Regions from separate parts of the Homo sapiens genome. Here all the other regions are linked to region 2. The links are chromatin contacts, found by Hi-C in ENCODE. All regions are on one chromosome and are shown on one strand. The core of a region is the stretch at or near the end of the contact, and the rest is flanking DNA. Distances in the headings are between cores, read along the strand shown. Region 1 overlaps SYK (spleen associated tyrosine kinase). Region 2 has its middle 66 kb from the start of MIR4290HG. Region 3 overlaps SEMA4D (semaphorin 4D).

The links. Hi-C counts contacts between places; a loop is a spot of excess contacts on that map. Pooled maps may share reads with other maps.
Region 1: a map of posterior vena cava shows a loop between it and region 2 (5-fold over the local background). The contact joins two enhancer-like sites. A Hi-C loop is called at or near these places in 1 of 168 maps with a recorded cell type or tissue (posterior vena cava) and 7 of 50 pooled maps.
Region 3: a map of CD8-positive, alpha-beta T cell shows a loop between it and region 2 (4-fold over the local background). The contact joins two enhancer-like sites. A Hi-C loop is called at or near these places in 1 of 168 maps with a recorded cell type or tissue (CD8-positive, alpha-beta T cell), 1 of 37 single-sample maps with no recorded cell type and 6 of 50 pooled maps.

What each region holds. Positions count from the first base shown.
Region 1 is chr9:90,859,661-90,862,360 of GRCh38, forward strand. It overlaps SYK (spleen associated tyrosine kinase), which reads left to right. Exons shown (of 14, transcript NM_003177.7): 4 at 2,546-2,684. Among named protein-coding and RNA genes, the nearest start is that of SYK, 59 kb to the left of the region's middle. Within about 2 kb of position 1,340, at least 3 of the 41 ENCODE cell types and tissues checked have a DNase peak (open chromatin) inside an H3K27ac peak, as active enhancers do.
Region 2 is chr9:90,105,829-90,108,528 of GRCh38, forward strand. No RefSeq gene overlaps it. Among named protein-coding and RNA genes, the nearest start is that of MIR4290HG, 66 kb to the left of the region's middle. Within about 2 kb of position 1,388, at least 8 of the 41 ENCODE cell types and tissues checked have a DNase peak (open chromatin) inside an H3K27ac peak, as active enhancers do.
Region 3 is chr9:89,417,981-89,420,686 of GRCh38, forward strand. All of the region lies in intron 2 of SEMA4D (semaphorin 4D), which reads right to left. Among named protein-coding and RNA genes, the nearest start is that of SEMA4D, 79 kb to the right of the region's middle. RefSeq lists an enhancer at 2,610-2,706. Within about 2 kb of position 1,396, at least 7 of the 41 ENCODE cell types and tissues checked have a DNase peak (open chromatin) inside an H3K27ac peak, as active enhancers do.

The DNA of each region.
Region 1 (2,700 bases), core at 90-2,589, 750 kb after region 2:
TGTTCCAAATTGTTTTCCAAAGTGGGTGAGCCCATTTATGCTCCCACAAGCAACGTAGGAGGGGCCTTGCTGCTCCCCACTCTCAGTAGCACTTAGAATGATCTTTCTAACTTCCACCAGTCTGAAGAGCGTGGAATGGTACTTCCCTGGGGTCTTCATTCATGTTTGCCAGATGCCTAATGAGGTTGATGGCATCATCTCTCAGGGAAACCTGTGCTTGTCTGTCTCAGTTTTTAACAAGAAAATGTCAATCAAGACATAGGGTAAGATGGAGTACAGCAGATTGGACATGGATTCAGAAACCAGAGTTCAGATCCCATTTATTACTACTATCTTTTTTTCTGGAGAGATGGCGTCTCACTCTGTTGCCCAGGCTGGAGTGCCATGGTGCAGTCTTGGCTCACTGCAGCTTTCACCTCCTGGGCTCAAGTAATCCTCCTGCCTTGGCCTCCCAAAGTGCTAGGATTACAGATGTGTGCCACTGCACCTGGTTCAGATCCCATGTATTATCTCCATGACCTTGAGGTCACAGACGTAAAAGATTAAATTATAGGAAATACTTTGGAGTGACATATTGTCACCATTCTTTCAAGGCCAACTTTTATAGGCATATGCATCCACTCTTACTGCTGTAGTATTTGGATAGCTCTCTATACCCTCAAACTATAAGCCACTGATATGTATAGAATAAACATAAATAGTCTCACTTTATAAGATACTTTCCCTATAAAACAGACTCAGTTCTCTCTTTATATGAAAAGATTACCATGTGGTTTTTTGTTGTGTTGTGTTGTGTTGTATTTAACAGTCACCAACTGCTGGCTGTAGTCGGCCATGTGGCTGTGAAAAGGGAGCTCACACCTTGGGCGCTGGCAACTCGGTTGGTTTGGGAAGAAGAGGTTGTTCTCACAGTGGGGAGGTTTCAGCACAGCCACCTGCTGAGGCCACAGAGAACCTAGATATGTGTCCTGTACCCTGGCCAGCTGCCCTGAGCTGTGGGGTGCTGTGCATGGCCAAGCACCGCTAGAAAAGACACTTATTCTGAATTTCACTCCTCCCATGCCATCGTTCAGCTTTCAAGTCTTGGGTTAGCTTTTTGAGATAAGTCTCCATGGCAAGGGACAGGAAAGCATGGCCATGTCCAGTTCTGAAGGCCATCTCAACTCTCCCTGTGGTCGTGTATCTGACTTCTTGCAACCAGGAGGAGGCATCAGAAATTTCCCCAGTACCCAGACGTCCCAAGGCAGTTGGGCACACTTGAACTCTGCCCCAAGTACAGTGCATTTGGGCACGTGGCTTAACAATTTTGGACCTCAGCTTCCTCATTTTAGAAAATGCAGGGGCCAAAGAGGCTTCCTGGGACTTCATGACTCACCCTCAGAACCTAAGATCTCATGAACCAAAGGGCTGCAGCTGTGGAGAGGGGAGAATGGGGCAGTGTGTGTGACTACGAAGCTAAACTGGGGGATTCGCACCCATTTCGTGCCTTTTCAGCCTCCACTGGGACCTCGAACTCCCCAAGTCCCACAGGTCTTCCAGGGGATCTCTCACCTCCCCATGAGTCATAAGCCTTACGTGGCATGCACTGCAGTGGGGGTGTTGTTCCCTGCCTGGCATCAGACTCCTGTGTTTCTGTTCACCAGGACCCAGGGCAGGGGGTTGTTCTGAGGGTCGCCCAGCATTACCATGAAGACAGAGCCTTGGCTGCTCAGCACGGCCAGCACAGCTCTGGTTTCACCTCTGTCTCTTCACCCCACAGTGGATGTCATTTTCTTCTCCTGGGGGTGTTACCCGACAATATCATCATTTGAAACTGTTTGAAGTCCAGCCCTGCCTCCCTTTCCTGCATTGGGAGCTTGGAAGTCCAGCCCTGCCTCCCTTTCCTGCAGTGGGAGAGTGGAAGTCCAGCCCTGCCTCCCTTTCCTGCAGTGGGAGAGTGGAAGTCCAGCCCTGCCTCCCTTTCCTGCAGTGGGAGCATGGGAGGGACTGAGGAAGGCCCGGGGGATGGAGGCTTCCATAACCCTCCATCTCTGGTCCAGAAGATGGCTGGTTAAAATGCCCACCAAACACCCCCACCCACACTCCAAGCTAGGTGGTAGAGCTGTCCATCTTGGATCTAACCCAAATGCAGGCCCTGGTGAAGAAAGGTGAGTCCACAGTGCTCCACAGATAATCAGGGCCCGTGGTGCCCCTGTGCTCATCACCCTGAGAAGCGTCACTGCTACTGAGCACCAGGCTCTCCTGACCACTGCCCAGAGCTCCTGGGCCCTGCTAGAGCTTAGCCATGGTCCATTCATCACCAACCTGCTAGCATTTCCTTGTTGCAAGCTTGCCCACTGGCATCATCCCTGAGTGGTAAACTGGGCCTTCCTGGGTTGGGTAAAGCCCTTGACCCTGAGGCTCCAAACTCTGCCCTCCAGCTGCCTTGCCAGGTGACAGGCCCCAGAGAGCGGCTGCTGACCATTCAGGCCAGGGTGCTTCCTCCCAGGGTCCCACCTGGAGACTGGCGGGCCTGGGGATGATGCAGTTCCATCCTCTCTTCTAGGATCCGAGCCAGAGACAACAACGGCTCCTACGCCCTGTGCCTGCTGCACGAAGGGAAGGTGCTGCACTATCGCATCGACAAAGACAAGACAGGGAAGCTCTCCATCCCCGAGGGAAAGAAGTTCGACACGCTCTGGCAGGTACCCAGCCTCCTCT
Region 2 (2,700 bases), core at 138-2,637:
AAACTGTCTGTCATCTTAGCTCCAGAAAGCTACTGTCATCTTACTGCATCCCAGGTGGCTTCTTTTGCAGGATTCCTGGAAGGATGATGTTAGCTCTGCTGTTTCACTGGAAGAGTGACTTCACTGGGCCAGCCCTGTGTCCTTCCCACAAATGTGGTTCAGGATTTCATCCAACATAGCTCTTTACCGTGGTGCTGCCTCTAATTTGGGTTTACCATTACCCCACTGGAAGCCAAGAAATATTTACCCTATTTATATTTAGCACTTGAATCAGAGTGTTATGATATCAAAGTCCATGTAAACTGCTGAACAGAACTTTAAAACAGCATCCTGAATCAGAATGCATGCCCTATTTTGTTGTTGTATGAGTTTGTTTTCATTTATGAAAAGGTGATTTGAAAAAGGACTGCAAATTCCTCCTTCTCTTCTAGGCCTGCTACTGCAGCATCTCTGTTTTCACTGTCTAGATTTTGTGTCTAAACATTCCTTTGTAATTTATAAGATTGTTGAACGTGGGCTCAGATCTTCACTTCTGTGACCTTAGTCCCAGACACTGCTGTCATCCATAAAGGTACTATAAGACCCCCTTACATCACTCTTTTAAGACAGACACCTTCAACTGAAATGCATTGCATGTGACTTCCTCATTTCAATGACTAATTAAATTGTGAGTATATTTATGTAGAATAAAGTGAAAGGTTCTTAATGTAGTTATATTTAATATGTTACTTCTTCATTAAAGAGCTTCCTCTGAGCCAGGCGTGGTGGCTCATGCCTGTAATCCCAGCACTTTGGGAGGCCGAGGTGGGCGGATCACGAGGTCAGGAGATCGAGACCATCTGGCTAACATGGTAAAAACCCATTTCTACTAAAAATACAAAAAATTAGCCAGGCGTGGTGGCAGGCGCCTGTAGTCCCAGCTAATCGGGAGGCTGAGGCAGGAGAATGACGTGAACCTGGGAAGCGGAGCTTGCAGTGAGCCGAGATCGTGCCACTGCACTCCAGCCTGGGCGACAGAGCAAGACTCTGTCTCAAAAAAAAAAAAAAAAAAAAAGAGCTTCCTCTGAGGAAGTTACCTACTTTTGGTAAAGTGGGTATTTTGAGTGGCATAACTAGCATGAGCAGCATATCAGTGCAAATGCAGTAACACTATGAATTAAAAAGGGAATAAGAAAGGTCTTGTGTTTGATCAAATATTTATCTATTAATGTAGAAATTCTCCTTGGAACCCTGGTTGGTGCTATTGCTTTTAACAGTAATGAAAAGAAAGAAGCAAACCTATCAGAGACTCTCCAAATTCCAAGCAACGGTGATCCCAGAAGCCTTGTTCTCTTCCCAGCTTGCTTTTATTCCGTTAAGTGCCTTTGTGGCCAAGTCACAGTCCTGGCAGCTAATGGCATGACTCATGCAGTGAACACACCTGCTCAGGCTGGATTCGAATCAGGAAATATTGGACACTGTCCTTGGAACTATATTTATAGCAAATGGAAGCTGTCAAAACAAAACTGTTTATTAGCAACATAGCATGGGTCTCCTAGAAAACAAATTTAAAAGTAGTGCTCCTCAGGCCTCTGTTTCTCTTGAAGTAAGAATAACTTCATTCTCAACCAACATGACAAAGATTTCCGTGATAGCACTGGCTAGTCTGATACACCATACTTATTTTTTCCAGTTAACATGTTATTTTTTTTCCAGTTAACATGAACATCTCTATACTCAGCCAAGGAGCTGTAATAACAGAGTTCCATTTGACAACAGAGCTGTCAGTGTGAATACCTTTTGCTTTCTTCTTTTCTCATTTCAGACTCTGGGACTTTGTACACAGCCAGGATTTCAGTTACCATGGGATATTTCCAAATTTAATCTCCAGCCAAAGTGTGGATATTTATGCATATTTCATAATTCAGATAGCTTACTAGACATAACCATTTGGTTTTAACACAGATACCTACGTCCAAAACTTAATTTTTTTTTTATTTCTTTAAACTTGCTTCTTTCTCCATAGTCTCTAGTTTGGTTAGAAACAGCACTACCTAATTAAGCAAGACTTTTAGTAATCATCCTTTCTTCCTCTTCCTCCTTGTCGTTCTCATTTCCACGTGCCCACTAGTTGCACTCTTCCATGCAGACACCTCCTAAACCCTTTGGCATTGGTTTCCCTGCCTCTCTTTCCTAGGCCTGCCATTCCACTAGAGGCTACGCTCTCTCTCACTGGACAATTACAACAACCTACTGCAGTGACTCAGCCCTTGGAACATGGACTCTGGGTTGGTTGGTTTGTGTATAAAAAACCCACTCCCAGGAGAGTCTTTGCTTGTCCTTCTTCCAACTGATCTTCTACTCAGGAAAACTGTTATGTGTATATGACTACTTTGCTGATTTTTATTGTTGTTATTGATGATGACCCGTTTTTGCTCAGGCAGGAAGTCCATCTAGGGAAGCCACTGTCTTTGTGAAAACTTCACACTGCAGCATATGGGACCAGGATCCTGGACACAGCAAATGTCAGCCCCAACCCCCATGTCCCCCAGATCTGTATTTCCAGCATAAACACAGGCTGGTTGGAGGAAACAGGCTGCATTTAGACACATCAAAGGAACTTGAATGCCAGAAAGAAAATAGAGTCCTATGGCTATTAGAGAGGGAAGACATCCAAGAAAATTGTCATCAGAGACTGTATCCAGTTGAGCAAACTCGTCT
Region 3 (2,706 bases), core at 146-2,645, 690 kb before region 2:
AGATCCAACTGAGGCCTCTACACATTATCAACTCTGCTCAACTGAAATTACAGATCATGAATAAAGTGGTTTTACCTGTATCTTATGCCTCTTGAAACTTTCCAGTCATTTCTAGAAAGACGTCTTCAGAAATCTTTGCTGTGAAAATAATGGGAAACAAGGCTATTTAAGCCCTTAAACTGTGCATCCACTTAAACTCAGCAACACTCCTAGAAAGGCACTGAAAACAAATTATTGTGAGTTTAAACCTTCTAGACTTCCTTAGACGCAGGATCAGCTTGGCTTGCATGTGCTGGGGAAGACAGCACTGGGGCAGACAGGAGGGAGGAGCTGTGCAACCACCCACCCACGAACAGAGGGGAAGGGCAGCCCAGCCCGTTACCTGGTGCTAGAGATGAGCCCCAGGACCCGACCAGGTGTACTTTCTTGCACAATAAGCCATTCCAGTTAGCAGAGTCTGTGAACCAAAAAAGTACTATCTAATTGTCTATTAGCTCCAGATATGTATCCTTTAAAATTCATCTTCATGAGGCAAAGAAGGAAAAAGCAGAAACACATATGGCATAATTACAAGCACTAAAGAGCTGTTCATCTTCCTTTATTTTTGGATGGCTGGTTTTCAGCCAAACAGAACGGTGTCCACCGTGGTGTGGCAAGGTTCCATAGCATGGCTGTCACTCCTTTGCAGTGTGGGAGATCAGTCTCAAGACAGGGATCGTGGGGTGCAGTAGCAGCACCAACAATTAGATCAAGAGAATCAGAATCGCAAAACCAGAGCCACGTGCAGGACTGCAGACGCTCAGGAGCCGACGCTGATCCCTCCATGATTCTATTAACACAGGAGCCACGTAATTGTTAAACCTTGGAATCAGACTCCAGCATATTCTGTGGTGAGGAGGGTTTCTTTTTTGTTTGCCTTTTGCTTTCAGAGCTTATATGATCACGGCTCTTTTTTTGAAGCCAGCTGGGAAGGAGGCGGCTCTCCCTCCTCTACAGGAGCCCCCGTCCCTCCCACCCAGGCCCCTCACTGGACGGCTCCCTCCTCTACAGACGCCCTGTACACCCCTCCCCAGGAAGCAGAACCTTAGACACGGCCATCCAGGCACACAACATCCGGTCCCCCCACCCCTCGGGGCCGACACATCCTCTGAACCCTGAGCAGGCACCTGAGGTTAGCAAATGAACCGCGAGGGCAGTGATCAGAAACGATCACGATTCATCAGGCCCCACCGTAGTGGAGCTTCCAGAGACTGATACTGGGGTCTTCCCTCCAGCAGTGGATGGCTCTTACGGCCAATTTTATAAGCAAAAGTAGGTTCACATGAGCAGCTATGAGAATCCTGGAAAAGGCCACATCCACCCAGGACCTGACACCGACATTTCCTGTTGAAACTCCTGGGGCAGGGCTGAGCATTTGGGCACAACTGCTGGACAAGCAAAGAGGGAAAGTCCACGCTACTGTGGGCACCTGCAAAGTGCCACATCACTTGTTTCCACGAGGCCTTCCTGTCACACGGGAGGGAGAGGGGACAGTGGCCGCCCAGAGACTGTGCCAAAAAACAGTTGAAGGCAACAAAGGCAGAGATTCATACATAAATAAGAGGCTTAGGTAAATAATGTGAATATCACGGATTTTAAAACTAAAAAACTGGCCAGGCACTGTGGCTCACGCCTGTAATCCCAACACTTTAGGAGGCCGAGGCGGGTGGATCACTTGAGGTCAGGAGTTCAAGACCAGCTTGACCAACAAGGCAAAACCCCGTCTCTATCAAAAAAAAATACAAAAATTAGCTGGGTGTGGTGGTGCGCACCTGTCATCCCAGCTACTTGGGAGGCTGAGGCAGGAGAATCGCTTGAACTCAGGAGGTGGAGGTTGGAGTGAGCCAAGATCGCGCCATTGCACTCTGACCTGGGTGACAGAAAAAGACTCCGTCTCAAAAAAAACAAAAAAACACCTGAAAAACTTCTATTTTTTAGAAATGAAATAAGCCTTTGTCACTTTAATAAAGACCCAGAACTGCTCATCCTGTGGTTTAAGACACGTATCATATTCACGGTAATTTTGTGGCATCCAACAACAAATGTCAGCAGGTCTGGGTTCTCATCTCAATTGCCTCCAACAACTCCACCTGAACACCAGCATCCTTGTGTCCTGCCTCCCAGCTGGGGGTTCATATCTAGCCTCCAAAAACAGCTGCCAGCCCCAAGGTTCCTGAGTGGGAACACACTTCCTTTCTTAGTGAATTGCCCAGGCCCCAACCCCGCGTTGCCTTCACCCTACACATACACGGTTTGTTTCTTCTTTCTCAGCGTGCAACCCCACAGTTATGAGTTACCTGGCTTAAAAATGCAAACCCACACTTCTCATGTAATTACTCATCATGCTGTTTTAACTCATATCTCCCAACTCCTGACAGCACAGGTAAAAAGAATCCAATGGCCTGTTCATCAAAAAGCAATGAAATTAATTAGGAGAGAGAAGCATTTCCCTCTCATGGCCTTCACATCCTCTCCTGGTGCACCCCCTCTAGTGCAGGAGAGTGTGGGGCTCCAACGCCCAGGCCTTGCGAACAGGTATTTAGTGGTCGCTGATGGCAGAAGGACAGAGCCACTGGCAGCGCCTTCATCTGGCCTCCATCCTGCAGACATGACCTCGCCTTCTGGGCGTACTCCCTAAGCAGGGACCTGGTGTTCTTCAGCACACAG